Regions from separate parts of the Homo sapiens genome. Here region 1 is linked to region 2. Evidence: read pairs that join two places in POLR2A ChIA-PET (ENCODE). Cell type or tissue: PC-9. All regions are shown on one strand. Each heading gives the region's core, and the rest is flanking DNA. Links, peaks and the distances in the headings are about the cores only. Region 1 overlaps HPCAL1 (hippocalcin like 1). Region 2 overlaps ADAM17 (ADAM metallopeptidase domain 17).

What was found. Peaks named below come from ENCODE experiments on the same cell type or tissue, not always from the same donor. Only the 100,000 strongest peaks of a DNase experiment are listed, where the experiment ranks them.
Region 1: POLR2A ChIA-PET joins it to region 2 with 11 read pairs; 1 of 35 experiments calls an interaction of 5 or more read pairs at or near these places.

Annotation. Positions count from the first base shown.
Region 1 is chr2:10,336,995-10,352,306 of GRCh38, forward strand. The region is part of intron 1 of HPCAL1 (hippocalcin like 1); the gene reads left to right. Among named protein-coding and RNA genes, the nearest start is that of HPCAL1, 42 kb to the left of the region's middle. RefSeq lists an enhancer at 7,151-7,651. In PC-9, for the core only: no CTCF peak of the experiment used is centred there; no DNase peak of the experiment used is centred there; H3K27ac peaks cover 723 bases.
Region 2 is chr2:9,490,755-9,506,066 of GRCh38, forward strand. It overlaps ADAM17 (ADAM metallopeptidase domain 17), which reads right to left. Exons shown (of 19, transcript NM_003183.6): 12 at 14,412-14,611; 13 at 11,419-11,522; 14 at 6,360-6,494; 15 at 3,883-4,013; 16 at 2,993-3,071; 17 at 2,144-2,232; 18 at 347-397. It also overlaps a transcript of IAH1 not described here. Among named protein-coding and RNA genes, the nearest start is that of IAH1, 24 kb to the left of the region's middle. In PC-9, for the core only: no CTCF peak of the experiment used is centred there; a DNase peak (open chromatin) is centred at 6,527; H3K27ac peaks cover 436 bases.

The sequences.
Region 1 (15,312 bases), core at 7,595-11,594, 850 kb after region 2:
TTCCCACCGCAGCCTCCCAAAGTGCTGGGATTACAGGTGTGAGCCACTGGACCCGGCAGGAACAATATACCTCTTAAAGCTTCTGCTCAGACGTGGGAATGGCTATGTGGTGCGTGTCAGTTCCCCTCACATTGCATTGGCTGAAGCAAACCCTGGGGCCCAACCAGTGTTGGCGGGGTTAGAAGTAGACCCCTCCCATAGGGAGGCCAGGGAGGGAGGATTTTGAGCCAAGACCACTCACCACGTGCTGTGATGAGCAGTTGCCTCCCCCTCCTTTCGTGTCTTCGTGCCTCCTCACGTATTCTTACAAGTAGAATTGCTACATTAGGAATATGCATATTTGTAAAGTATTTACTATTTATTATGTCAGCTAGGTTTTAACTGTCACTGCATTTGCTGTGAATTATAGGTAATTATTCATCCTGATGACCATTTAAAAAAGAAGAACAATATTATTAGGTAGAAATAGTCCCTGGCTCCCCGGTTGCCCACCGTGACTATAACAGCATATCTAGCTTGGTAGTTTTCAAATTATTTCCACGTTTTATTTACTTCTCACAGCCTCCCTGTGGGGTTGCAGGTGCTTCTCCACTCCTCCACTGACAAGGTGCCTGAGGCTCAGAGAGGCTGAGAAATGTGCTCTGGGCTGCACAGCTGGGGATGAGGCGTAGACCCTGGCCCTGCTCTGTTCTGGGCTCTTTCTCCTCCACTCTGGCCTTTGGAGGCTGTGGCTAAGATCTTCCCCCAGCCCCTTCCTTCCCACCTTCCCTTCCTGCTCTTGTGCCCCGTTTTTCACAGTCCTCAGTGGCTGGTTTCTCAGTCCCCCAGGAGGTGCAGGCTGGTTCTTAGGAATGGTCTCTGTCAATGTTCCCGGCAGTACCTCCGAGCCTGCCCTCTGAGGATGGGTCGGCCATGGCTGCGCCGGCTTAGTCTGTATTTAGGTATCACTGACTATCACTGGACTTGGGGAGGGGATTTACTATTTTTAGAGAAAGTCAGGGGAGCTCCATAAATCCTGTTAGTCAACAGAACTGCAGAGAGGTGGCTGTTTATGAAGGAGAGTGACTTTTTTAGAAGTGGCGCATTTAGAAGACCACATATTCTATCATTCTGTGTACATGAGCGGTGCAGAATAGGCAATTCTAAAGAGACAGAAAATAGATTCGTGATTGCAGGGAGTGGGGAGGAGGGATGGGAAGCGACTCCTAAGGGGCACGGGGTTTCTTCTGGGGGTAATGAAAAGCGTTCTGGAATTAGATAGTGGTGGTGGCTGTAGGACCTGGTGAATAATAAACTGAAAATCACTGAATCGTACCCCTTAAAAACACACAAAGCAAATTGACAAATTATTGGGAGGCAACATAAGAGAATGGGGTGTGAACTTTGGATCAGTGCGGCCTGGATATCAGCTGTGTGGTGTTCAAATAGATTGCATAACCTCGTTGAGTCTCAGTCTTCCCATCTGTGAAGTAGGGATCATTCCTACTTCGTAGGGTTGGCATGAGACTCCGTGAGATGAAGTTGGTGGGTCACTTGGCTGGGGCAGGTGTCACGGAGCGGGACCTGTGATTGTTCAGCCACCTACTCTGTGCCCAGTGCTGTGTTGGTGACCAGGTATGTATGAAGTCAGTAAGCCACAGTCCTGAGTTATGGTGCAGACCCCACATGCACCCAGAGTCAGCTTGGCAAGACCCCTTGACACCACGTGCGTGGAGGGTGCAGGTCGGAGAGCTCACCTCCATGGATTCCGTAGAGCTTTGAGGCGTATCCACAAAGTGTCCAGGAGAGGTGGCGTCGCCTCCACTTGATAGAGGAAAAAGCAGAGATGGAGGCAGCCAGAAGCATGGTGCAGTGGTGGGGTTTGGTCATTAATTTGATAATCACATGGAATACAAGCTAATGTTTATTGAGTACTTACTGCCTGCCTGCTACTGTAACTAAGTGCTTTACTCCTGTTATCTCATTTAATTCTCAAAGCAGCCCTGTGGCACTGAGGTGGCTGGAGATGGAGGGATGTGTGGCTGCCATGTGTTTGCCAGGAAGCAGCAGGATGGGAGTGAGGGCACAGACAGACACACATGCCAGGACTTGTTTGCACGAAGCTGAGGAATGGGTGCCCATCATTCATTATACTCATCTCTCTGTTTTATGTATATTTGAAAAAAAAATTTTTTTTGAGATAGGGTCTCGCTGTGTCACCCAGACTGGAGGGCAGTGGCATGATCTCGGCTCACTGCAACCTCCACCTCCCGGGTTCAAGTGATTCTCCTGCCTCAGCCTCTGGAGTAGCTGGGATTACAGGTGGGCGCCACCATGCCCACCTAATTTTTTTTTTTTTTTGAGACCTGTCACCCAGGCTGGAGTGCAGTGGTGCGATCTCGGCTCACTGCAACCTCCGCCTCCCGGGTTTAAGCAATTCTCTGCCTCAGCCTCCCCAGTAGCTGGGATTACAGGCACATGCCACCATGCCCGGCTAATTTTTGTATTTTTAGTAGAGACGGGATTTCATGCCTGATTAATTTTTTTGTATTTTTAGTAGAGACAGAGTTTCACTATGTTGGCCAGGCTGGTCTTCAACTCCTGACCTCAAGTCATCTGCCTGCCTTGGCCTCCCAAAGTGTTGGGATTACAGGCGTGAGCCACCGCGCCCAGCCATATTTGAACTCTTTTACAGTAAAAAGTTTAAAAAACAACAATCCTATGAGGTAGGTCCTCTTATTTGTGCTTTACAGATGGGGAAATTGAGGCTCAGAGCATGTAAGATTACACAGCAAGATTCGGAGATAGCTCGCCATGTTCATGCCCGGCAGGACGTAGCAACAGGGCTGGCGAAACGGAGGCCCCAGGCTTGTGGGCCTCCTGGGGTTCCTGTGCGTTGAGGCCTGAGCCCCTGCGTGCGCCCAGCGGAGCCAGCACTCTCCCTGTGGTCCTACTGGGCATCACAGGTGTGTATGTGAGGGGTATGGGGAGGGGATTCTTGGTTAGTCTGGGCTTCATGACATTGGGATGAGTTCTTTCACTTGGTTTTGTTGATCTGGTAAAATCTGTGGTCCTGTGATATCACCTTGCTTCTCATAGTATGAGCCTTCAACATTTGGCCTCAGTGGTGGGGTGTGCCTGCACCGCCTTCCCCCATCCCTGCCTCGGCTCCTCCCCACAACAAAGCGGAAGGAAGACATAGACCCAAGGGTGCACTTCAGCCCCTCAACCAGCTGTGTGGCTTTGGAGAAGCGGCTTAACATCTCTGATCCCAGTTACCTTTCTTGAACGGGAAAGATATCAATGCTTCCTTCACTGATTACTGGAGCTTCTTGGTGTGCAGTGTCTAGGCTGCTTTCTAACCATGTAAGGTGTAGCCACAGTATTGTAGGACCTGTTGCTAAGAACTGTGCCACTATCTTGATAAACATGTTTTCCAGGGACTGGTGGTGGAATGTTCTAGTTATTAATGTGCCTTTAACGTTGGATGACTCAGAATATCCCTCAGATAGTAGGAATAGGTAGCTTTGAGAGGTCATCTGTAGGAGGGCGCAGGAACATCCCAGGAGGGGGTGTCATACCTGTTGGCACCATGGGGATGCAGGCTCAGAGGGGACTGAACTTTCCAGGGCCACGCAGTCTGTAAGCGGCAGAGCTGGGACGCAACCCCAAGCTTGCTGCTCTCAAAGCTTTGCTTTCAAACTCTCACTTCAGACATCAGGGCTTCCTTTCAGACTGAGTCTTATCCCTAAGCACTGTTGGAGAAGAAAGTCTCCAGGCTGCAGGGCCCCGCAGTTCCCCCATATCCCTGCCCTTCCAGCCAGCCCACGCCTGGGGCCTGTCCTCCCCTGTTCCTGAATCCCTGTCCTGTTACTGCCCTCCGGGTAAGACAGCACTCTTATAATCATGCTTCATGCCGAGTTCATGAAATTAACTCTCAAACTCCTCTTCTCTGGGTTAAATTATTTCACTTTTTTCCCTTCCTCATAGAATATCATTATAAATTCTAGATACTATATTGGATATGTAATAAAATCAGAATAAATTACATGTGATGGCCACTGAACTAACCTCCCTTCATGTGTCTGGAGGCAGGTTTTCTGTGGAGTTATGCTTTAAATTGGCTGTCCTTCGCGATTTTTCTTAAAGCCTAGGTTGACTACTCAAGGGTCTAGATTTATGATAGAAACTGTGGGCTGGGGTGCAGTGCTGGGGTGCTGGGGTGCCTGTAATCCTAGCACTTTGGGAGGCTGAGGTGGGCGGATCATTTGAGCCCAGGAGTACAAAACCATCCTGGGCAACACGGTGAAACCCCATCTCTACAAAAAAATACAAAAATTAGCCAGACACGGTGGTGCATGCCTGTACTCGGGAGACTGAAGCGGGAGGATCACCTGAGCCCAGGAAGTCGAGGCTGCAGTGAGTCATGATTGCGCCACTGCACTCCAGCCTGGGCAACAGAGCAAGACCTTATCTTAAAAGCAACAACAACAACAACAAATTGTGGCACAAATGTATGCATGGAGGTACTGAGGGCCTTCTTTATAGTAGGCTCAGGAATGACCAATGGGTGGGGGCTTTGGGGGAAGAGACGGGGGTCTTTAAGCAGAAACTCTCCCCTCAACACAAGAAAGCTGCTGAAGGACTTCAGAAACCTAAACACGAGCCGTGGGCCTTTCTAAAGTGGGGAGGGATTCCCTCCTGCCTAGGTTATGTTGCAAGGCTGCCCGAGAGAGGGTGGAAGGGGGCAGGAGAGTGGGCATTGGCTGGGTCCAACGCTTCCCAAGAGATGTGACTGTCTTAAAAGCAATACCTTCCTGATTACCACGGGAAAAATTCAAATGTTTTGAAAAGATCTACAAGTTTGGGGTTGAAGAAGTCCTTTATTTCAAAGTTTCTCTGGGCTGGGCGTGCTGGCTCACACGTGTAATCCCAGCACTTTAGGAGGCTAAAGTGGGAGGATCACTTGAGGATTGCTTTGAGGCCAGCCTGGGCAACATAGTGAGACTCTGTCTCTAGATAAAGTTTTTTTTTTTTTTTTAAATTAGCCAGATGTGGTGGTGGTGTGCTCCTGTAGTCCCAGCTACTTGGGAGGCTAAGTTGGAAGGATGACTTGAGCCCAGGAGGTTGAGGCTACAGTGAGCTCTGATTGTGCCGCTGTGCTCCAGCCTGGTGACAGAGTGGACCTTGTCTGTAAAAATAATAATAATAATAATAAAGCTTTGCTCCCCGTTTCATTTAGATGGAGCGTTTGTGGGATTTAAGACAGATTTTTCCTTGCTGAGTGGTTATCATTAACCTGTTGAATAAGCAACAGGCCGAGGTGGGGACCCTGCCTCGCCCGCCTCCAGGGGCACACTGCATTCTTTGTGGAAGTGTCCCTGGAATGCCACAGCCCTGCTTCTGTGCGAGGCCAGTCAGTCTGGGTCCTGGGATATAGCCACATGTGCAGTCCGTGCCTCCAGCGCGCAGCCTGAAAGGGAGGCGTGCAGAAACAACGTAGCTCCAAGGAGGACTGATCAGCCCAGCCTGGGGGAGGGTGGGAGGGGACTCCCAGGGAGCGGGGCTTGTGCTGGACTTTGCAGGATGCCAGACTTTTGGCAGGGGAGGAAATTGAGGTGAAAGCATTCCAGGCCTAGGGAACAGCATGTGCAGAGGTGCTGGCTGGAGGAACCCCGTGTGTTTGCACTGTGCTCTGAGCTCCCTCTCATGACTCTCATTCTTTCTCGTTGAGTTTTGTTTTGTCACCCAGCCGGACTCCTGGGCAAAGAGAGGCACAATCTGTTCCCGGTTGGGCCAGCTGCCCTCCAGTAGCTACGCAGGATGCTCTGGCCGGCCTCTGAGGATTCTCTTCTTCTGTCCATCTCATGGCTGAAGACCAAGGCTATGGCCTGTGGGTGGCAGTTGGTACCTCTCCCCGCTGCCTTCCCCCGGCCCCTTTTTGGACAGGATGTTGCTCCCTGGGGCCTGGCTTTGGAGATGGCCAGTGCTGGTTTGAAGCTTCTGTCTTCTGTGTGGGATATCAGTGCCCTGCCAGCTGTTGCAAGTTTTAAACTCAATGTGCCTCTGGATGTGTGTGTAGAGTAGGGGTCCTTCCCCAGCTCCAGGCCCTGTGTGTTTCCAAGTGGGCCCGCAGCTCTGATGTGCAGTGGGTATGCACTGGCAAGCCGTGCACTGTCACAATATTAAAATAACTTCCATGGTAGTTGGTAAATAGCCCCATCACCCCTCTCCTGGGACCCTGGACCTCTAGCACACCATGGAGGCCTGCCCCGTCCCCATAAAACACACCACATTCAAATTACTTATCTCCTCTTCCCCTGCCACTCTGCTGAGAAGGCTGATCTCAATCCTCGGAGTAATGACTCTCTTCTAGGAGCAAGATGATGCTAATTCTCACTAGCATGTGAAGGACTGATAGCACCATATCTCCCTCCAGGACTCCCGGGTGGGAGGTGGGTGTTTGCATAGGCAGGCAGGTGAGCCAGCCTAGTTTGTCCACAGACTTCCATGCAAGTGATTCCTGCTGTTCCCTGGGTCTTCCTTTCTTTTGCTTCTGAACTTGGAGGTTTCTTGAAGTCTGGAGGATTTTTAGGGTGGGCATGGCTTTAGGTGGGACCTCCACTATATGGGTTTGCAAGCTGCCACTGCTTTGACTGCAGACACTGGATTGACCGTGGCCAATGCCAAGTCCAAGAGATCAGGCTGAAACCAGGCTAAATTTTAAGAGCAGAAACAAAACTCATCCTTGCGAAGGGACTTTTAGATCAGTGGCAGATGGCATAGAAAGTCTTTCTGCTGTTCTCTTGTGCTGGGCGTGGCTCAGGGCTGAGGGGAGAGAGGAGAGATGAGGGCAGAAAGAGAAGAGGGGGCAGGCCTCAGGGATGAACACATGGCCCATGGCTGTGCGCTTCCCAAGCAAGCAGTTCTGGAGTGAGGCTTGGGCCTCCATGCCTCCTGGGAGGCTGCACCTCTTGGGATATAGAGAACGCTGGCTTCAGACCCGGCAGGAGTACCGGCGGCTGTGTGGTGCATCCTGCACAGAGCTGTTGCTTTCTAACTGGGTTACTGAGCTGTCGAAGGAGCAGGGATGAAGACTCCCTTATTAAAAACTAAACAAAACACAACACGAAAAAGCCAGAACAAAACAAGCAGACGGTTGAGGACTGCAGTGAACTCATTAACCCTACAGCTTTGATCTCGAAGTCTCGGCCGCTCCTGGCTCAGAGGACCCTGGGGACGTGGTCTTTGATGCTTGCTTTCCCCATAGGCATCACTTCGACCAGCGTCTGTGTGGGGTGTGCAGCAGCCCTGAGCCAAGGATTAATTACGTAACAAGCCCAGATCCCATCCCTGCCTGAGCAGGCCATGTGCCAGCAAGGGGGGCCCCGAAGTGCCGCTAGGTGCCTCACGATTAGCATAAGGCCCGTTTATCCAGGAAGCCAGAACCAGTGCACATCTGTTAAGCGCATGCACCAAGCGGCGATTCCATAGTTGTATAGTGATTGTCTTTATGGAACTCCAGAATAGCTTCTTAGATATCACTCTTCAGGCCCTGAAATGGAGCCCTGTGCAAAGAAATGAAGAAAAGCTATCGGGGCATCTGCAGCCACTATTATACCATCTGGCAGCTCAGAAATATTTTATAATCAAATGAGTAAGACGGGCGTCCCACACTCCACAGTACTCTGCTCCCCCTTCCCTTCCTCCCAGGACTTGCTCTGTCTCTGTCTCTTTCTCTGTGTCTGTCTGTCTGTCTCTATGTGTCTGTTTCTCTCTCCCTCTTTCTGTGTGTGTCTCTCTCTGTGCCTGACTTTCTGTCTCTTTCTGCTTCTCTCTCTGTGTCTGTCTCTGTCTCTCTCTTTCTGTGTGTGTCTCTCTCTGTGCCTTTCAGTCTCTTTCTGCCTCTCTCTATGTGTCCGTTTCTCTTTCTCTCTGTGTGTCTCTCTCTCTGTGCCTTTCAGTCTCTTTCTGCCTCTCTCTATGTGTCCATCTCTCTCTCTTTTTCTGTGTGTCTCTCTCTCTGTGCCTTTCAGTCTCTTTCTGCCTCTCTCTATGTGTCTGTTTCTCTCTCTCTCTCTTTCTGTCTCTCTCTGTGCCTGTCTTGCAGTCTCTTTCTGCCTCTCTCTGTGTGTCTGTCTCTGTCTCTGTATGTGTCTGTCTCTGTTTCTGTCTGTCTTGCTCTCTCTGTTTCAATCTCTCTATCTCTGTGCCTGCCTGTCTGTCTGTCTCTTTCTTTCTGTCTCTCTGTGTGTGTCTCTCTCTCCGTCTTTGGGACAGACTAGAGGAACCTTTTTCCCAGGAGTGATAATACTGTACTCTGCGTTTTTGCCACTTGCTAGCTGGGTGACCTTGGGCGGCTTTCAAGTTCCCTTATCCTGGGTTTCTTCATTTGTAAAATGGAAGCACTACTTCACAGTGCTGTTGTGTGGGTCAAGATGAGATGAATGTGACCTACTGTGGTACTATTTATTATTTGTCCTAGAAAAACTTTTTTTTTTTTTTGAGACAGGGTCTTGCTGTCACCCAGGCTGGAGTGGTGGCACAATCTTGGCCTACTGCAACCTTGACTTCCCAGGCCCAAGCGATTCTCCCACCTCAGCCTCCCAAGAAGCTGGGACTACAGGTGTGAGCCACCACACCCAGCTAATTTTTGTATTTTTTGTAGAGACAGGGTCTTGCTATGCTGCCTGGGCTGGTCTCGAACTCTTGGGCTTAAGCGATCCTCTCACTTCAGCCTCCCAAAGTGCTAGGATTATAGGCATAAGCCACTGCACCCATCCAGAAAAACTTTTAAAAATTTTGTGTTTTAACTTTTTCTGAATATAAAAGTGATACATGCATGTTCACTGTAAAATAGAAAATATAAAGAAACTAGAAAACTATTTATGACGCCCCTCCCCCACCACAAAAGGGGCAAGGACTGCGAACTTTTGCCGTATTTTGGAAGATTTCCTAAGTCACACAAGCACACAGATGGTCTGTTGATCCAAACCAGGAAGAACAATTGTGGGAATAAGTGGAAGTGTGAGTGTGTGGGTGTGTCTGAGTGTGTGCCCTGGGGGTGTGTGTGTCTGTGTATGTGTGAGAGAGCCAGGCTGTGTGTGTGTGTGTATGCATGCAAACACTTATGTGCAATGCCTTGGGGTCCTCAGACCCCCCTTGGTCCATCAGGGGCTGGTGGCCTCCCAGTAGGACACTAGCACAGCTGCACTCATGTCCTTCTTTGAGGGGGGGTGACGGGGAGAAAGTTGGGGAGCAGCAGTGACTGCTGATGTTGTGGGGGCCATGGGGAGCCTCCTGGTATTCTGTCTCGAGGCTCTGGGGATATGGTGGGAGAAGCCCTCATGCCAGAATTGGGAGGGGATGGAATGGGACTGACCCCATCACAGCCCACGTGCCTCATTCAGGGCTTGGCTGTGGAGTCTTGGGGGAGGTGCTCCCTCATCCTCAAATGTTAACTTTGTCTGCCTGGCCCCAGTCCCCTCTGTGGCTTTTTTCCTCTTTCAATTGGGAGGCAGTTCTGTCTTAAAGAGATGTTTAACCCTCTAGGTCTCCGTGCAGGCATTTTTGTTGTGAGCCAGTCAGGCTATAAATGGTCCATTAAAAGCACTGTCCAGTTGACATAACCGGTCTACCAGGCTGAGACCCACAGACCCGGGACTGGCATTTATTTATGGATATGATGTGCAAGGAGAGTGTTTTCCAGTAGCAGGCGTTGGCATCATCAAACAGAATGAAGTGTACTGTGTTTTCACCATGATAGTACAAAAACGAGACTGTGAGAGCTTCTCACTTCTCTCCCCTTCCTCCCCTTCCTTCTCCATGTCTTTGTGCTCCTCCACTGCTCCCTCCCCAGCACAGACAGGCCCTGGCTCCCTCCCCCCACCCTCTTCCTTCTCTCTCCTTCTAACTGGGGTCAGGACCACCCTGGAGGATGTTAGATTTTAAACATTTGTTCCTCTTGTCATCCCCACCACCCCACCCACCCACCCAGATTAGTTTCTAAGGGATTTATATTTGTTTGCAGAGTGGTGCGAACTGTTTTCATCCTCAGAGGAGCAGAGTGCTCATAGATGAGTTTGACATTACTGGGATTCACTTTCAGAAGTCTCTAGAGAGCCCCGCACCGCCCCCGCCCCCCGCAGGTGCTGGAGTTCAGCCTGACACACAGGCCGGCCTCAGTGAGAGGGAGTGTCTGCCTCCCTGGCATCCGTGACCCATACGGTGGGCGCCTGTTCTTTAGAACAACTTGCTCCTTCCGTCGTTGGCTTGGTCACCCAGCCCCCGGCCCACCCTTTTCTGAGCCTGTCATCCACACCAGGCAGAGCCCTGTCTCAGAGTCTCATGGGGAGCAGGGCCTTCAGGGAAGGCCCATGTGCTGGGACTGACTTGGCTCACAGGAATTTCCTGATGGTATAAAATGTGCCCCCCAGCGCCTGATAATGGTCACTTCGCCTAAGTTCCAGCCCCAGATGTGGACCACGGTGGGGCAAAGGTGGGCGTGGGGAGGAGGAAAGAGGTTTAAAATGGCCACACCCACTACTTCTCCTTTGGAAGTGCCTCCTGCCACCCTGGGGTCCCAGGAGCTGATCTGTGGGTGTCTGTCCTCAGCACCCACCCTGCTTTTCCTTCAGGCCCCGCTCTGGCTGTCTGGGCCTTTCTGGTGCTGTTCCTCACAGGTTTAAACACTCCAGCAGCAGCCTTTCCCATGGCACTGTGTCTGCGGGGCGGGGTTGGGCATTTTCTGAGGCTTCCTGTGTTTCACGGGGATCCAGTATGAAGCCTGGCACGGAGTATGGGCCAAATCGGTTTAATGTTTAGCTCCCCAAACCCTTCACTTCTGTGTCCTCATTAATTCAGACAAGGTTGGGTTTAGCAAACTGTGTCTCAAACATAAGAAAATGCAGCGTGGGAATGGGGGAGGGGAGGAGTGCTGTAGAAGGACCATTTCAGAAGCCCTGGTTTACAGGAGAAAGATTGGTATCTTCATAAGTCACTCTTAAGCTTGCATTTGTTCATGCTTTAACACAGTGATTAGATACCTACTGTAAGCCTAGCATGGTGGGGATATAAAAGCAAGATCAAGTTCAAGGGGGCAGGGATTTAGGGTCAGTGAGACGGACCTCTTAATCACTTATTTTGTACACATCAGAGCAGTGACATTGTGTTTCTTTAAAAATACTAGGGGCCAGCCCGGGCACAGTGGCTCATGCCTGTAATCCCAGCACTTTGGGAGGCCAAGGTGGGCAGTTCACCTAAGATCAGGAGTTCAAGACCAGCCTGCCAACATGGTGAAACCTCATCTCTACTAAAAATACAAAAATTAGCTGGGCATGGTGGTACACACCTGTAATCCCAGCTACTCGGGAGGCTGAGGCAGGAGAATCACTTGAACTCAAGAGGCGGAGGTTGCAGTGAGCCGAGATCGCTCCACTGCACTCCAGCCTGCACGACAGAGCAAGACTCCATCTCAAAAAACAAAAAACAACAACAGAAAAAACTCTGGGCCAGCTGTGGTGGTTCACACCTGTAATCCCAGTGCTTTGGGAGACCAAGGTGGGGGGATCGCTTGAGCCCAGGAGTATTTGCCCAGCCTGGGTAGCATAGCAAGATCCTGTCTCTACAAAAAAAAAAAAATATATATATATATAAATTAGCCAGGCAGGGTGATGTGCATCTACAGTCCCAGCTACTTGGGAGGCTGAGGTGGGAAGATCACTTGAGCCCAGGAGTCTGAGGCTGCAATGGGCTCTGATCCCACCACTGCACTCCAGCCTGAGCGACAGAGTGAGACTCTGTCTCAAGAAACAAAACAAAACTCTGGATTCTGGCCTTCTCCTGGGAAATCCAGATTTGTCTGGTATGATGTTCGTTGAACCCATTTAGTCCAGCAGCCTGGCTTTCCAAAAGTATGTCTGCCTCTCACGGTGCCCAGTAGCTTTAACCAAAGAGCTCAGGAAAGGGCCTGTCTGAATTCAATCACATTCAGCATCTATTTCAGCGTTTTACTAGCTTTCAATTAAAGTAGCCACGCATTTGAGCCTGATGGTCTTATTGTTTTATGTTGTTCCTTTTGCACATTTCCTGCTTGTTTATCTTTGTGGCACAGGGGCATGTTCTTGGCTGCAGTTAACAATGCTGGCCACGGCAGTGCAGCGTTTCCAAATTTCTTCCCTTTATTAACAGGCGGTAATGGAATCTGAATCTTCAAAAATAAATTTTACATACTTGTTCTCTACCATAAAAGTCATCCATACTTATTAGAACGTCTCAAACATACTAAGAGGTAAGAAGGAGACAAAAAATAATATTTTGTCACCCCTGCCCAGGTAGCCACTCTTCTATTTGAGTGCTTGTAAGAAGCCTGCTTTTCCAGTATTATCTGACCTGGCAGGGAGTTGGGTAATTGAAAAAGATTATTAAAGAGGGGATCATAAAAATGATATAGACGCCGGGCACGGTGGCTCACACCTGTAATCGCAGCACTTTGGGAGGCTGAGGCGGGTGGATCATGAGGTCAGGAGAGACCATCCTGGCTAACACGGTGAAACCCTGTCTCTACTAAATATACAAAAAATTAGCTGGGCGTGGTGGCGGGCACCTGTAGTCCCAGCTACTCAGGAGGCTGAGGCAGGAGAATGGCGTGAACCTGGGAGGCGGAGCTTGCAGTGATCCGAGATCATGCCACTGCACTCCAGCCTGGGTGACAGAGCAAGACTCTGTCTCAAAAAAAAAAAAAAAAAAAAAAAAAAAAAAAAAAAAAGATATAGACATATTGAGCATTTCGTTTTGACATAAAACGTTTCATTTTCATATAAAAATGCATTTATTCCCCATCTCTTGATACAGGGCCAAGACCTCTCTTGGATTATGGGTCCACTGGCTTCTGTCCTGATATGTCTTTTTTGCACTATCCACACTGTTAATGCATTTTCTGAGATTCTCAGTTTCTGTTTCTGTCAAGTAATGTAGGAACTAGCACCAAATCCTTGCCGATTTCATATACCACTGATATTATACAGTTATTTTGTTCATGCCTAATTGAACAGCCATCTTCCCCCAAACATTCAACTCTGTTTCATAAAACCAACTCCTTTTAATTCCTCTTCTGAGGGTTTGCATAAAATTTAATTAACTTTGGTAATTACATAAGTACTACTGGTATAAGCAGGTTTGGAAACAAACGTAACTGAGTCTTGGTGGGCTCAGAGTGCACCTGCCCGAAGGTTCCCACATGCTCTATGCACCCAGAAGGGGACAGAGCATGCCCCATAGTCCAGGGGCAATTAGGGGAAGCAGCTAATGAAGTCTGCTTTCTTCTGGCCTTTTAAAAATCTATGTCCTTTTTTTTTTTTTTTTTTGAGGCAGGGTCTTGCTCTGTTGCCCAGGCTGGAGTGCAGTGGCATGATCATGGCTTACTGCTTCTTGGGCTCAAGCAATCCCCCCACCTCAGCCTCCTGAGTAGGTGGGACTATTAGGTGCATGCCACCATGCCTGGCTAATTTTTGTATTTTTTGTAGAGACAGGATCTCACCATATTGCCTTGGCTGGTCTCGAACTCCTGGGCTCAAGCGATCCATCTGCCTCAGCCTCCCAAGTGCTAGTAAGCCACCACACCCAGCCAAAATTTAAAACACCTGTGCCTCAAAGAATACCGTCAAGAAAGTGAAGAGACAGCTCACAGAATAGGAGAAAATATTTGCGAATTGTATAGATTCTAGACTTGCATCTAGAATATATAAAGAACTCTTACAACTCAATAATACAAGACAACCCAGTTAAAAAATGGGCAAGGGACTTGAATAGACGTTTCTCCAAAGATATACAAGTGGCCAAGAAGCACATGACAAGATGCTCAACATCATTAGTCACGAGGGAAATGCACATGAAAACAACAGCGATATATCCAGTAAGACTGCTAGAATCAAAAAGTCCTATAAACTCCAGCGGAGATGAGGAAATGGAGAAGGTGGAACCCTCATACGCTGTTGGTAGGATGAAAATGGTGCAGCCTCTTCAGAAAACAGCCTGGCAGTTCCTCAAAAGCTTAAATCTAGAGTTACCATATGACCTAGCAGTTGTACTCCTAGGCATATAAGAATGAAAGAGAAATGAAAACTTACACATAAATGTTTACAGCAGCATTATTCACAGCAGCCAGAAAGTGAAAATGACCAAAATGTCCATCAACTGATGAATGGATAAACAAAATGTAGTCTATCCATACAATGGAATATCACTGAGCAGTAAAAGGAATGAAGTTGAGATTCATGCTACAACATGGACCAACCTTGAAAAGATATGCTAAGTGAATGAAGCCAGTCACAAAAGACCACATATAATACGATTCCATCTATGTGAAATGTCCAGAATAGGCAAATCTGTAGAGACAGAAAGCAGATTAGTTGTTGCCTGGGGCTGGGACTGGGAGGCTGAGGGGAAATGGGGAGTGGCAGTGAATGGGTACATGGTTTCTTTTGGGGAAGATAAAAATGTTCTGGTCAGGTGCCATGGCTCATGCCAATAATCATTGCACTTTGGGAGGCTGAGTCAGGAGGACTGCTTGAGCTCAGGAGTTCCAGATCAGCCTGGGCAACATGGCGAGACCTCTGTCTCTACTAAAAAGAAAAAAATTAGCCAGGTGTGGTGGTGTGTGCCTGTGGTCCCAGCTACTTGGGAGGCTGAGGTGGGAAGATTGTTTGAGCCCAGGAGGTTGAGGTTGCAGTGAGCCATGATCGTGCCACTGCACTCCAGCCTGGGTGACAGAGCAACACCCTGTCTCAAATATAAAACAAACAAACAAATAAAGGGCAAAATTCTCCCTGTCTGAAAAAGGGGGCAGTGATTCTTTACAAAATTGATCATGGTGATAAGCGATGGTTGCACAGTTGTGTCACCATTGAGTTCCTTCCTTCCTTCCTTCTTTCTTTCTTTCTTTTTTTTTTTTTGACGGAGTCTCACTCTTGCCCAGGCTGGAGTGCAGTGGCGCGATCTCAGCTCACTGCAACCTCCACCTCCTGGGTTCAAGAGATTCTCATGCCTCAACCTCCCAAGTAGCTGGGATTACAGGTGCGTACCACCACACCTGGCTAATTTTTGTATTTTTAGTAGAGAAGGAGTTTTGCCTTATTGGCCAGGCTGGTCGCAAACTCCTGACCTCAAGTGATCCATCTGCCTCAGTCTCCCAAAGTGCTGGGATTACACAGCCAACCATTGAATTTAAATATGTGAATTGTATGGTGTGTGAACCGCAAGTGTTCTGCCTATCCATATACCTCCCACTCACCTTCCCTCTCCCCATCTCACTGTTCTGGTGAGGGAGGTTCTTGC
Region 2 (15,312 bases), core at 4,245-8,244:
TGAAAACTTACTTACCATTTGAAGACCCAAAAGAGGATTCAAACCTCTCAAGGTAAGATCCCAAGAGAGAAATTGAACTCAAAATATTAACTAAGTGTTGAATGGCTAAATCACTCCTTATGGCTTGGGAAGGGGACAGCACAGCTCTTTAAATGTCCATCCATGCAACTAATCGAAGTTCACCATCACTGTTGTCAGAAGGGTAAACATTCCAACCTAGACCCTTCCTGCTGCAACATGACCTTCCATCAGCCAGTGAAAGCTCTTGCTGGGTCAGGTGAAGGTCTTTGCCTAACAGGGCCTCAGACCAGGCGAAGATTATGTTTCTTTCATATGGTATACTTACACTGGGGTGAAACAGAGACAGAGATTCATACTGTTTATCCAATTTCTTATCCTAGAAAGAAACAGCAAGAAGGTCATTCCCTACAAATACAATTCAGTTAGTGAGTACTATTTCATCACAGGCTATTCCTAACACTAACTGAAGAACTTAGAACCTGAGTTGTAGAAAGTGATAGCAGGCTCAACAGATGACAATCCATTTCTCACCCAAGCTTTAGTTATGCCACCAGTCTAGAAGTGTTTCCTTTGCACTCAAAGGAAATACATTTTGGCGTTAAGTACAGAAAGAGGCAAGGTTTAAGTGCTATGTTTTCTGAGAAATTTATCCCTCTGTGGGCAGGGGAATAATAAAGGCATCTTCCTGTGCATGAAATGACAAATGTCCCAGATGCTGGGTACACCAGGACCGCACTGACTGGAAGGGCAACTGGTAGGAAGACCCAGGTGGCTGGGCCTGCAGCATTCTTCGCACTGCCCCGGCCCATGGCCTCACTCTCTTAGCTGTCTCCACAGTTTCTGTGGACCATGCTCTGCTGGAGGAACTGGGCCTCAATCCCTACATCCTACTTCTGCAGAAGGCTAACCACATGGCCATCTGCTGCCCCATCCCTGCCTGTGGCTGAAGCATAATAGGTGACAGAGGGCAAGGACCAAGAATCCAGGACTAGGCTTCCTGTCTGGGTGCCATCAATGCATTCTATGACCAAAAACAAGCCATGGCCCTCCCTCCTATCGGAGGCTTTGCTCTGAAATCAAGGGTCGTGCCTTGTCCACATGTGCAACTTCCCTGTAAACAAAATAGGTTCCATCCTCCAATAGAAGCAATCGTGATGGATGGCACTGTCATCCAGAGACATCTGTCAAAGCTTCAAGCACGTCACCTTCAGCTTTCTTCAGCACAAGTGCTCCCTAGAGATCTTCCTATACCCATCATGCTCACCACCCTGAGGAAGAGCTGCTCTGTGAGATGGCCCCTAGGCAGGAGAAGCCAGCAGGAAAGGAAAGGAAGGAGGCAGTAGGAAAAACTCCTTTGTCATCAGAGTTGTGCTGGAATTTTTAAATGCTCATAGGAAGGCCACTATGAAAGAGTTTGGGAAAACAAGTCTGGAAGCCTGGGTGTGACTTTCTCATCTCTACAGCAGACAAATCCCCATTCCCCACAGATGCAAGTGAATGGATTCGTAAGAACATTTATGAAAAAGGGCCTCAAATTTATAAAGGACCAGGAGTTCCTTAGTCAAAGCCCAATTCAACTTGTAGCTGTTACTGATTCTGAATGAGAACAGAAAAGACTGCTTACTCTTATTTTTTGGGGAAGATGTAAATACTCTATATGACAGCTGGGCCCCAGTCCCTACATCCTATTTGTGCAGAAGGCTGAAGACATAGCCATCTGCTGCCAATAATCTACATGATATATGGGGAACATCTGAAATGCCGATGTTTGATATTTGCTCTATTGCAACGAAGTCAGCCTGAAAATGCTCTTCAATAAGGGCTTTACTCATCAAAGGACCTGGACAAATCCAGTTAAACAGTCTCCTATGCTTAAAAGTATAAAATTCCTAAGAAATTTATATATTAAAACACCAACACACAAAAATAGTATTTTTTTTAAAAGACCATTAGTTAAGCTTTCTACAAGACATGTTCCCCTAGGAATAACAACAAAAAAAGCTATTGGAAATATCAGGCCAAACTTTGCTAAGAACAAGTTTTACCTTTTCCAGAGATTACATGGTTGGAGTTGATCAAAATTTAAATAAAACATTTAATTACTTAAAAGTTGATGACTTACCACACAATGGACAAGAATGCTGAAAGGAATCCAAAATATCAAGGAGAAAACCAGGACAGACCCAACGATGTTGTCTGCTAAAAACTTTCCTGTGAACAATTCCAAACAGTTAATGTCTTGACCAAGTACTTCACAAATCTAAAGTGAAATGCTCTTAGGATATTACCATTGTGTCAAATGCCAGAGCTGCTGGCTAGACATACTACCGAGAGCAGAATGTCTGTGCTGCCTGTATTACACCACACCATCTCTCCATACCAAGTGCTTTTAAAGAAATAGCCCTCATATACTGGCTGACAGGAAGAGATTGCAGAATATTCAACATGTTACCTGGAGTAGCTGTGTCAACAGATTAATATGGAATGCTACTACTAGTAAATGCTTAAGAAGACAAAGTTTTTGTTACCTGGATATTATTTTTGTGATTAAATTATGGACTCGTGACAACATGATATACCCTGCTTCTGCAAAATATGAGGCTCACTTTTACATCAAGCAGGATTCAGTATATAGCATTCAGTCAAATAAACACTCTTACATCAATCAGGATTCAGTCTATAGCATTAAACTATGCTTATGCTAATCACATGGATATTTTTGGGTAAAGAAGGAAGCCAGTATTTTGACTTTATTTCCCTTGTCAGAAAATCTGTGCATCCAAGCTCCACGGGGACAGACTATCTATGAGTTCATTTTATTCTAGCCAACAAAGTTGTTTCATAACTAAAGCTGTGAATAGTTCCACCTTCTACTGCAGAATTAAAGCACATCACTCTGAAAGCACACTTTTCTAATGTCATCACAGAAATTGACTCAGCTCTCAGTAAGTAATCTGGGGAAATCACCTACCAAAAGTATTGATGCTCAGCTGGTCAATGAAATCCCAAAATCGTTCAATTACATCCTGTACTCGTTTCTCACATTTGCCCTATGAAGAAAAAACATACATACAGCATCATTCCCAAACACAATGTATTCAGAAGCAATGTAGCTTTATAAAAATAACTGACATGTAAAGGGCTTCATTAAAATCAAACGTTTTCCCATCTTTGACACAAGGCAATAACTTCCGCGTAATGAGTACCCAAGAAAGTAGAACATCTGTCATTAACACTTTCATAATTACTCCATTTTTACAAGTGATTTAGAATTACCAGGAGACAAAAATCAAGGAAACCAGTTTGCTAAAGATGAGGCATTCCAGTAAGGACTCTACACATACACAGTGGACAGTGAACAACACAGCCAGACTCCCTGTGAAGCCTCGTAAATCTTAAAACCCTCTCCCATCATTCTGCATGAGAAAAATTATGCTTCTCTAGAGAACAAAAGGGTCTGGCTTAAGTAAGTCAAGCAGCCTTCTAGGTCTTTCCTACTCATTCAGCACCTGTTTCAAAATCACACCCTGAATAATTTTGCAATCTTAGTCAGTTCTGTAAGTAATCTAGGAAAACATAATTAGGACCCACTGCCTGAAACCAACCAACTTTACCATAAAGTCCCCACCCCAGTCCTTCTCAGTCTCTGGGCTCAAAGCCTCCCACCACAGAAGGAAACTACAGGCAGGGACCTGAAAGCACTCCGTCTTCTCCTCCTAAGTAATACCCGTAGATAACAATGGGCCAGAAGGATGTAGCCCCACTTGTGTTTTGATTTGTTTTCATCTGCAAAATCAAGTACTTACAAAATAAAAACTTCCTATCTGGCTGTTACAGAAAAAGCTGTACATAAATACTCACATTCATGTCACAAAATCCTACTGTACAGGGCTTTCCTTTCCTCAAAAATAAGTTCTTTTGTTCAGCATCGACATAGGGCACACAGCGGCCAGAAAGGTCCCTGCAGCACACCTTGCAGGAGTTGTCAGTTTCTGGAACAGAGAACACGCATTGACAGCTGGATTGTTCTGAGACCTGCCTCTCCTCCTGCCTCCTCTTTCCTCCCTGACCATGCTCCCAAAGAGGTAAGAAATCACATTTATTTTTTATTTAAATAGCTAATACTATCCATAGCCCCCACCAAGGAGTAGTTTCTGAGGTCACACTCCTCAGCCTTCAGTGACAGAGGCCACAAGGTTTAAAAAAAAATGCAGAGAAAAATCCATTCTAGATTCAAGACCTCTCTTCAAAGTCTAACTATTCTCTCCCCTTCAAGCCCCTCACAATGCTCTTCTAAATGCTTCCCTTTGTCCCAACTTTCTTGTCACCCTGCTGACTTCAATCCTTGGTTTTTCAGTCTAAAGTGTGCCCCTCAGGGCCCACACTGGCTCCCTGAAAGCGAGAGCAGCTGGGACACAACTGTCCACCCTTGGGTGGGGAGCTCAGTGACCCCAGGAGCATGAGCCCTGCAGCCAAAGCTCCACAACTCCTCCCAAGAACAGCTCTGACAGGTCACAGGATAAAACACCGGGCATCTGTGAGCCATGTGGGCATACATAAGAATGGCAGAAATGCCAGAAAATTAAACCATACTTAGGAGAAAAAGAAATCAACTAGAACACAAAAACAAGCAAAAAGAAAACCTTTTCAGAAAAGGCCGGGAGCAGTGGCTCTCGCTTGTAATCCCAGCACTTTGGGAGGCCAAGGCGGACAGATCACTTGAGGCCAGGAGTTCGAGAACAGCCTGGCCAACATGGCAAGACCCCATCTCTACTAAAAATAAAAAAAATTAGCCAGATGTGGTGGTGCTTGCCTGTAGTCCCAGCTACTCAGGAGGCTGAGGCACGAGAATCACTTGAACCCGGGAGGCGGAGGCTGCGGTGACCTGAGATCGCGCCACTGCACTCCAGCCTGGGCGAGAGTGAGACTCCATCTCAAAAAAAAAAAAAGAAAACCTTTTCATCATTCACTAATTTATAAAATATTTCTTGGACTTTTACTGTGTCGGGCTCTGTCCTTCCAGAGCACCCCAAGCCTCTTGGCATTCAACACAACAGATTTATTTGGCATCTGCTACGTGTTACCTTTTTTTTTTTTTTTTTTAAGAGGTGAGGTTTCACAATGTTGCCCAGGCTGGTCTCAAACAACTCCTGAGCTCAAGTGATCCACCCACCTTGGCCTCCCAAAGTGCTGGGATTATAGATGTGAGACACTGCCCTCAACCTATCTTCTTTACCTACACATTATTGAACTTGGAAGAGTTCCTCACTCCACTGTATGGATGGTGAGCTTCCAACCCAGTGATTTTATTTAACTACCGGGTTCTTTGTCTTTTATTTATTTTATTTTTTACTTATTTATTTATTTATTTGAAATGGAGTCTCGCTCTGTTGCCCAGGCTAGAGTGTAGCGGCGCAATCTCAGCTCACAGCAACCTCCGCCCCCTGGGTTCAAGCAATTCTCCTGCCTCAGCCTCCCTAGCAGCTGGGATTACAGGTGTACGCTACCACACCCGGCTAATTTTTTTTATTTTTAGTAGAGACAGCGTTTTGCCATGTTGACCAAGCTGCTCTCAAACTCCTGACCTCAAGTGATCTGCCCACCTCGGCCTCCCAAAGTGATGGGATTACAGGTGTGAGTCACCACACCTGGCTCTCTGTCTATTTTGAAAGCAAGAGAACTCCCTCATCGACTCCCATGGTTTAAGTGGGGTGGGAAGCAGAGTCCAGCCAGTCCCTGACCAGTCCATGAGGATGCCCTCAAACCCAGGGGTTCCAAAATAGCACAGAAACCTAAGGAAAACTGACAGGCCAGCAGGAGAGAGGCTCCTGCCCCAGGCTGCTCTAAGAGATCAGAGGGGAGCAGACCCAGCCTTCTTGATAACTGCAAAAATCCTCATCTAGTGGGGTTAGGTCCTGGAATCAGCTCTCTCTGGTGGAGTTGTTGCAGGAGTATCCTAGTTCCATGCCAATGTAATGTAGATAGCTACTGCTGCTTTTGTGGTTTGTATGATATGGAGCAGAGGAAGGCTAGGACACACCTCTACCTACCCACCCACTCACCCCCAACAAAATTCCCTCCTCTCCCACCTCAAAGCCTGCCATATGGCCTGAAACTGCAGCAAGAAGAAACACCAACAGGATAGGTCTCCCAGGTATGGTGGATCTGCATGCAGAGATGCCTGTCTCCAGACACCACCCTGCCCTTCCCCATCCCCTCATCCTCGGCTTGGATCTCACCACTGCTGTCATTCGCACAACCTCCAAATGGAGGAAGGGAGCCTGGCAGACAAAGGCCATGTTTTCTCCTGCTGCTGGACTGGGAATAAAACTGCTCACCATTACATGCACAGGACTCCAGCTGCTGTTCCCTCTCGCAGAAAGGGATGCATTTCCCATCCTTACACTTGCCAAGATCCAAGCAAACAGTGTCATCTTCAGCATTTCCTGGAGGCGGGCACTCACTGCTATTACCTGGAAGCAAACACCAGTCATAACAAAAAGAATGAGTCACAGGTCCACCAGTTCTACAGGTGCATAATACGCTGTTTCTCATACAAGTGAGCATCTTACCTTGCAAAAGCAAAAAGTGACCTACAGAGCTAGGACAAGAGCCTGCATCTCACCAGCAATCAGCATTTAAATGGGAGTGCCTGGCTATGTGCCAGGCTAGGCTGCATGAGTCCCTGGCCTCCCAAGCCCCAGTTAGAATGCATGGTCTCCACTTCTGCATCTCACAGTCATATATAAAAGAATATCCTATGTGCTATTACTTAGAATAAATTGCAAACTTTGTATGAAGGCTTAAAAGAACTCCACGGCCTTCCCTATCTGGCCCTGACTTCATCGCACACAACTCTCCCACAGCCCACTGCTTTGGCTATGACAACCTCCATTCAGTTCCTTCAATATTAACAGATACTATTCCTTCTACCTGGAATGCTGGTGTTTCCACTCTTTTGGGGCAATTAGCTGGCTTTTCTTATGGATTAAGTTTTGTCTCAAAGGTTTTCTGAGATATCCCTGAGGATGCTAAGTTGATGTGGCCTCCCACTTCCATTATGCACTATCACACTCCTTCTCTCCTTCATTGCATATGTTTTGCAATTTATATATATATATTTAATGTTATTTTCTGTTTTCCCTCTACTAGACTGGAAAGCCCCATGACAGCAATGATCAAATCTATTAAGTTATCTCCAATCCCTATCATATTATAGGTATACTACAAATATTTCTTAAATAAATCAATTATTCTTTTTATTTTTCTTTTGAGACAGGGTCTCAGTCTGTCACCCAGGCTGGAAGGCAGGGGTGTGATCATAGCTTACTGCAGCCTCAAACTCCTAGGTTCCGGCAATCCTCCTGCCTCAGCCTCACAAGTACCTAGGATTTCAGGCGTACGCCACCATACCTGGCTAATTTTCTTTCTTTTTTTTTGAGAGACGAGATCTCCCTGTGTTGACCATGCTGGTGTAAAACTGCTGGGCTCAAGGGATCCTCCCACCTTGGCCTTCCAAGTGCTGGAATGATAGGCATGAGCCACTGTGCCCAGGCCAATAATGCCAAAGAAAACCCACCAAAGAAAGTTAAACTGGGAGAGACAGGATGGAATGAGTGAATCATTCTGGAAAATGAATAGCACAAGTAGCTAAAAGTCAACACAAATAGAGGAGGAGAAAAAAAACACTTTATGAAAGCAATGGACTATATATCCACAGCTCTGGACTGGCCTTTCAGCTGAAGAATGAAGCCAATCAAAAGAATTCTGACTTAGAGGGTTTCAGAGCAGTAACACAAAATGTACAGAAAATCTGGCCAGTTTCAAACAAAAGTGATGGTTTATTAAGTACCCAACAGATAACCAGGCACTTTGCCTCTGGTTCTCATAAAACCTTTCATGAGCACTGGGCATTCATCATGTCAACAGTCATTTAACAAACTATTACTGAAAGTATGATGTCCAGTGAGCTCAGGGAAGGTTTATATTGTGGATCATTATTGTATTTTTGGTATATGATACTGCCCTGATACATTAAAAAATGCTCAATAAATATCTGTTGAGCATCTGTTCTTAAAAGACTAAAGTCAGAGTATTAGACAGGTAGGAAAATAATTCTGAAAATGGTATCATCTATCTAGCATGGTCCCCAAAGTTTAGCATGCATGGAAATCACCTGACAGAAGGTTACACAGCACAGACTGCTGGCCTCCCTTCCCACATTTTTTGATGCAGTAGATCCAGGGAGGGGACTGACAATTTCCATTTCTAATAAGCTCCCAGGTGATGCTGCTGCTGCTGGTTGTGAAATGCTAATTGCTTTTTTTCTTTCTTCTTCTTTTTTTTTTTTTTTTTTGAGGTTGTTGTTCTCTAGCTTTTCCTGCTAGAAAATACTGATTCCTTATCAGGAACTTATCCTCTGCTATCTACTATTTTGTATAAAATATCAAGGGAACAAAAGGCTGTTTGATAAGAACAAACGTTTTCAAATTGTTTTACTTACGTTTATTTAAAAGAAAGCATTTTTCTCAATCTATTTTATTATTACAGTGAAGATGAAACATTGAGCATAGCTAGCAAATGCTTCTTTAAAGCTTGATTTAGATATTCAGGTTCCTAACATTTGTTTTTTTGGTTTTTTTTTGAGATGGAGTCTTGCTCTGTTGCCCAGGCTGGAGTGCAGTGGCGTGATCTCGGCTCACTGCAAGCTCCGCCTCCCGGGTTCACGCCATTCTCCTGCCTCAGCCTCCCAAGTAGCTGGGACTACAGGCGCCCGCCACCACGCCCAGCTAATTTTTTGTATCTTTTAGTAGACACAGGGTTTCACCGTGTTAGCCAGGATGGTCTCGATCTCCTGATCTCGTGATCTGCCCACCTCGGCCTCCCAAAGTGCTAGGATTACAGGTGTGAGCCACTGTGCCGGGCCATCAGGTTCCTAACATTTGGCAAAGTAATGTGATAGTGACAGATCCCAAAAGATAAAAACATGGGCAACATGTCATACTATGCACACGGAAAACCAAAATCAAGCCAAAATAGGACACAACTTCATTCACTAGGTCCCTGAAGACCTCCAGCTTTCTGTTTGCATCCTTATCACAAAACCTAGGATAGTTACAATAAAAAAGATAACAAGTGTTGGTGAGGATATGGAGAAGCTGGGACCCTCATACAATGCTGCTGAGACTGTAAAATGGTGTAGCCATTTTGGAAAACAGTCTGACAGCTCCTCAAAAGATTAAGCATAGTTACCACATGACCCAGAAATTCTATTCCTGAATAATATCCAAAGGAACTGTCCACACAAAAACTCATAGATAAATGTTCACAGCAGCATTATTTGTTATAGCAAAAAAGTGGAAGCAACCCAAATGTCTATCAACCAATGAATGAATAAACAAAATGTGGCATATCCATGCAATGGAATTTACCCAGCAATAAAAGTACATGAAGTACTGATACATGCTACAACATACATGAACCTTAAAAATGCTATGTTCAGTGAAAGAAGCCAGTCATACAATATGTGGTCACGAAACCATATTGTATAATTCCATTTATATGAAATGTTCAAAACAGACAACTCCATAAAGAATAGGGTGGTTAGTGGTTGCTCTGAGTTGTGGGGAATGGGGGGATTGGAGGATCATAGCTAAAGGATACAGGGTTTCTTTCTGGAGTAATGTAAATGTTCTAAAATTAATTGTGATGACTGCATAAATCTGAATATACTAAAAATCATTAAACTGTACACTTTAAATGGGCAAACTACATGAGTGTGAATTATGTATCAATAAAGCTATTACAAAATCAAACCAACCAACCAAGAGAGACAAATTTTGAAAAATATAAGAATGGGACAGATAGATATATCAGAGGAACAAAAAAACTAGAATAGCAAACTGAATATTGCTTTTTGACAATTTAAGTCAAAAAACATCGCAAGGGTAAAAAAGGAACATTATATACTGGTAAGGAACAGCAGATAAAGATGTAGAGATATGTCCGTTTATATACCTAGTAATAACATAGCTTTGAAATTTTTAAAGCAACAATTGACCGAACAAAAGATACTGGACACCTGGAAAGGTTAGCTCCAGAAAGATTCAAGTCCTGAATGTAAAAGGACAACTTATGAAGCTAATAGAAGCAGCTGTGGAAAATATCTTTTTAACCATCCGCCATGGCTTTTCTGAACCATGTGTTTAAAAAATACACACACACAACAAAATGATGGATTTGATTACGTTAAAGATTTCTGTTCTGAGAATGGCAACAGATAGGAGACGTATGCCCAAATGGATGATTACATAAGAACTCCTCCAAATTCACAGTAGTGAAATAACATGAAACCCAATTTTTAAAAAATGAACCAAATATATGAACTGGCTATTCACAGGAGAAATCTGAATAGCTGAAAAATATAAAGAGATGCTCAAGAAAAATGTAAGTAAGTGCATTAGGACAAGGGCTGTTAAAAAAAAAAGTAAGAACAAGAGATTACTTTATACTCATCATGCTAATAGGACAGCAGGGTAATTCCAAGCGTTGGCCAGAACGTCAGGATAAGGAGTCCTCAGACACAGGCAACCTAGCAGTGGTGCTCTAGAGACCAGCACATCCTGCCTCTGTGACTACACAATGACACTCCTCAGTACCCAGAGAAACACACAGGTTCCTGAAGGGACGTAGGAGGATGTGATCTGTGTCCTATCTGGAATATCAAGGGGATGAAGGCAATGGAAGTAGCTACCACTTGGTGACTTGTAAGTAAAACACAGCCAATCATATAACTAAACAATATGTAGGTGTCCCCAACAGTGAAATACATATAGATACATATAGAAAAACTGGTTACCCTTCTAACTTGTATCCTGCTTCCTCCACACTATTCCAGTGCATAGATTCATGATAACATTCATTATCCCAAGATTGTCATTTTGATTGTTTCCAAAATTTTGCTATTAGGATGTAGCCATTAAAAACCTTGTTATATTATCTGTAGCACAATATGGGTAATTCTTTAAAACATGATACTGAATTTTTTAAAAGTAAATTTAAGGTAGAATATCATTTTGGCACATTAAAAACACATACATGCACAAAATAACACTATATGATCTTTCAAGGATATACACATATCCAGGCAAATATTAACCACAGTAGAGTGGATGTCTGTGAGGAGAAAGAGGAGAGTGATGGAAATGAAAGAGAAATAGAAACAGGTCTTAAACCCACCAAAGCCAAGTGTCACAAACTAAGGAGTGCCAGAAACTCAACCCGGCATATGAGATTAAAAATAAGGTGTCTCTCATCTGAACAAAACATAATCTTGTTTTTCAAAGACACACACACACTTGACCCACAGCATTCCAAGGAAGCAACAAGAACACGAACCTGTGCAGTAGGACACGCCTTTGCAAGTAGCATTAATCGCCTCCTGGCACTTCTTCTGGGCAGTCTCAAACTGACAGTTTTTACAGCAAGGACTGTTCCTGTCACTGGAGAAGAACAGCAGACAGGAACAGAGCAATTCAAATTATGGCCCCATATCAAATCAAACGCTACAGTTACGTTACAGTGACCTGAAGATCACCGGGGAAGACCTCCTGGCTCCGTCACCCACTCCTACATCATCAGACATCTCCGCTGCTAGAGCTACCTGCACACACTTTGTCCCTTCCTAATGTGCGTGAGGTCACATAAATGCCACACTATAGGAGAAAAGAATGGGAACACAGCAATCACCTGTGAAACATCTTGGTGCCCTTGGTTTTCATTCATTTAACGCATTAATTTAAAAAAGACAAGATGGGCTGGGCGAGGTGGCTCACACCTATAATCCCAACCCAACACTTTGGGAGGCCGAGGTGGGTGGATCACCTGAGGTCAGGAGAGTTCGAGATGAGCCTGGCCAACATGGTGAAACCCCATCTCTACTAAAAATACAAAAATTAGCTGGGCGTGGTGGTGCGCTCCTGTAATCCCAGCTACTTAGAAGGCTGAGGCAGGAGAATCGCCTGGACCCCGGAGACAGAGGTTGCAGTGAGCCGAGATCGCACCACTGCACTCCAGCCTAGGCAACAAGAGAGAAATTCTGTCTCAAAAAAAAAAAAAAAAAAAAAAAAGATGAGGCAGGTGGACCACGAGGTTAGGGGTTTGAGACCAGCCTGGCCAACATGGTGAAACTCCGTCTCTACTAAAGATACAAAAAATTAGCCGGGCATGGTGCTACATGCCTGTAATCCCAGCTACTCGGGAGGCTAAGGCAGGAGAATAGCTTGAACCTGGAAGGCAGAGGTTGCGGTGAGCCAAGATCGCGCCACTGCACTCCAGCCTGGTCAACAGGGCGAGACTCTCTCAAAAAAAAAAAAAAAGACAAGGAAAAAAAAAAAAGACAAGGTGGGGCCACAAGGCAATCCATAGCTAAGACACTCGGCAGCCAGAACTCTACTCCCCATCAGTATTTACAGCGTTAATATGCACTGTATCCAGTTAAATCTCAATTATTCACCAGAAAACTGAAGTTTAACCCTTTTACTTCTAAGCCAGGCACTGGTCTATCAGTGTATATAAAAAATGAAAACCTGGGTAACTTTCTAACTTGTAACCTACTTCCTCCACACTATTCCAGTATATAGAATCATGATAACATTCATATCCCAAGACTGTCATTTTGATTGTTTCCAAAATTTTGCTATTAGGATGTAGCCATAAAAAAACCTTGTTAAATCTTATACCCTTGTTAAATCTTATCTCTGTTGCCCAAAAGATTCTTTGGGCAGCCAGGAGCAGTGGCTCACGCCTGTAATCCCAACACTTTGGGAGGCTGAGGCAGGCAGATCACGAAGTCAGGAGTTCGAGACCAGCCTGGCCAACATGGTGAAACCCCATCTCTACTAAAAACACAAAAATTAGCTGGGCGTGGTGGTGCACACTGTAATCCCAGCTACTGGGGAGGCTGAGGCAGGGGAATGGCTTGAACCCAGGAGGCGGAGGTTGCAGTGAGCCAAGATCACGCCACTGCACTCCAGCCTGGGCGACAGAGCAAGACTCCGTCTCAAAAAAAAAAAAAAAGAAATAAAAGATTATTTGGGCCAGGCATGGTGCCTCATACCTAGAATCTCCACACTTTAGGAGGCTTAGAAGGGTGGATCACTTGAGCCCAGGACTTTACAACAAGCTTGGGCAACATGGCAAAACCCCATCTCTATAAAAAATACAAAAAAAATTAGCCAGGTGGCACACACCTGTAGTCCTGTCTATCCGGGAGGCTGAGGTGGAAGGACTGATTGAGCCTGGGAGGTTGAGGCTGCAGTGAGCCATGATCATGCCACTGCACTCCATCTTGGGCAACAGACTGAGACCCTGTCTCAAAAAGAAAATAAAGGCCAGGCACGGTGGCTCCCCTCTGTAATCCCAGCACTTTGGGAGGCCAAGGTGGGCAGATCATGAAGTCAGGAGATCGAGACCATCCTGGCCAACATGCTAAAACTCCGTCTCTACTAAAATACAAAAAATCAGCCAGGCGTGATGGTGCGTACCTGTAGTCCCAGTTATTGGGGAGGCTGAGGCAGGGGAATCGCTTGAACCTGGGAGGCGGAGATTGCAGTGCGCTGAGATCGCGCCACTGCACTCCAGCCTGGCAACAGAGCGAGACGCCGTCTCAAAATAAATAAATAAATTAAATTAAATAAAAAAGATTATTTTGCCAGGCACGGTGCCTCACACCTGTAATCCCAGCACTTTGGGAGGCCAAGGTGGATGGATCACAAGGTCAGGAGTTGGAGACCATCCTGGCCACCGTAGTGAAACCTCGTCTCTACTAATACAAAAAATTAGCCGGGCATGGTGGTGCGTGCCTGTAGTCCCACTACTCAGGAGGCTAAGGCAGGGGAATCACTTGAACCCGGGAGACAAAGATTGCAGTAAGCCAAGATCGCGCCACTGCACTCCAGCCTGGCGACAGAGCAAGACTCTGTCTCAGGAAAAAAAAAAAAAAAAAAGATTCTTTTAACTATAGGACTGCTAAACCAAGGAGCATGCAAGGTCAAGGATTTTGTTACATAATGTCACACTGCTTTCCAGAAAGCTTCTTCTTTTCTTATTTGTTTTTTGTTTTTTAAGAGATAGTGTCTCACTATGTTGCCCAGGCTGTTCTCAAGCATTTCTCCCACCTCAGCCTCCCAGAGTGCTGGGATGACAGGAGTGAGCCACCGTGCCAGGCCCAGAAAGCAATTTCTTGCTGTGAAGGGCAAAAGAGGTAGATGTAAACAAACACACTCACACCCCTTTCAGTTGATTCTAAAGCCCCTGCAAGTTCAGTCTTCTCTTATTTTGGACATCTTGTTATACCAACTTCCCAAAATCCCTGTGGAGAGACTCCTCACCTGCACTGGACACCTTCCTTCAACGTGCAGTCGCTGTTGCAGCAGGTGTCGTTGTTCAGATACATGATGCCAGGATCACACTCTTCTCCTTCATCCACCCTCGAGTTCCCACAAACTTTATTGCTGCGTTCTTGAAAACACTCCTGGGCCTTACTTTCAATGGTCTTATAGATTGATTGTTTACTGCAGTTTGAAAACATCTTGAGAGAAAAAAGGCAATAAGGACCCAAAATAATATCATAAAAATGTATTCCCATGCAATGTTTGTGTCTTCTCTAGAGACAAACTCTTAATGTAAAACCACCATCAGAGCCACCCTGGAGTTATGGCAAGGCCACCACAGTCTCCTCCAAAGGCCACTGATATGGAACTGGGAACCTCCCTCCATAGAATGCTAAATGGCTGATGTGAACTTGGTTAAGGATCTATAATTCTTCTTACGAAGGTAAGCAAGCTATACAAATACTGAGACCAAACATCCCAGTCAAAGCCCACTTAAGGACAAGCAGAATAGCACAACAGAGAGCTCGTAGCTCCATCAGACTTGAAATCTCCTCACCTCAGGCATGCCACTCATGCAGTGACAAGAATTAAGAACCTCTGTAGGTTAATGTTGTCCCAGACAAAACAATTCAGAAATGCAGGAGAAGGGGTTTCTTCTCCTTCTTTGGCTACTTATATGGATGATCCAAGTTTAAAGTTGTTTAAATATTTGAGCTTAGTAATAGGCATAATAGTACATTTTATATAAATTAAATCCCCAATTGTTACCTAAACATTTTCATCAACCAGCAAGACCAGTGTCTCAAAAAGTCTCTACACTACCTTCCCACCCTGGAGTACAGAACCACTAGGATAACTCCCTTTTAAGGCTGAGGGTTTTATCAGGAGCTCTAAAACT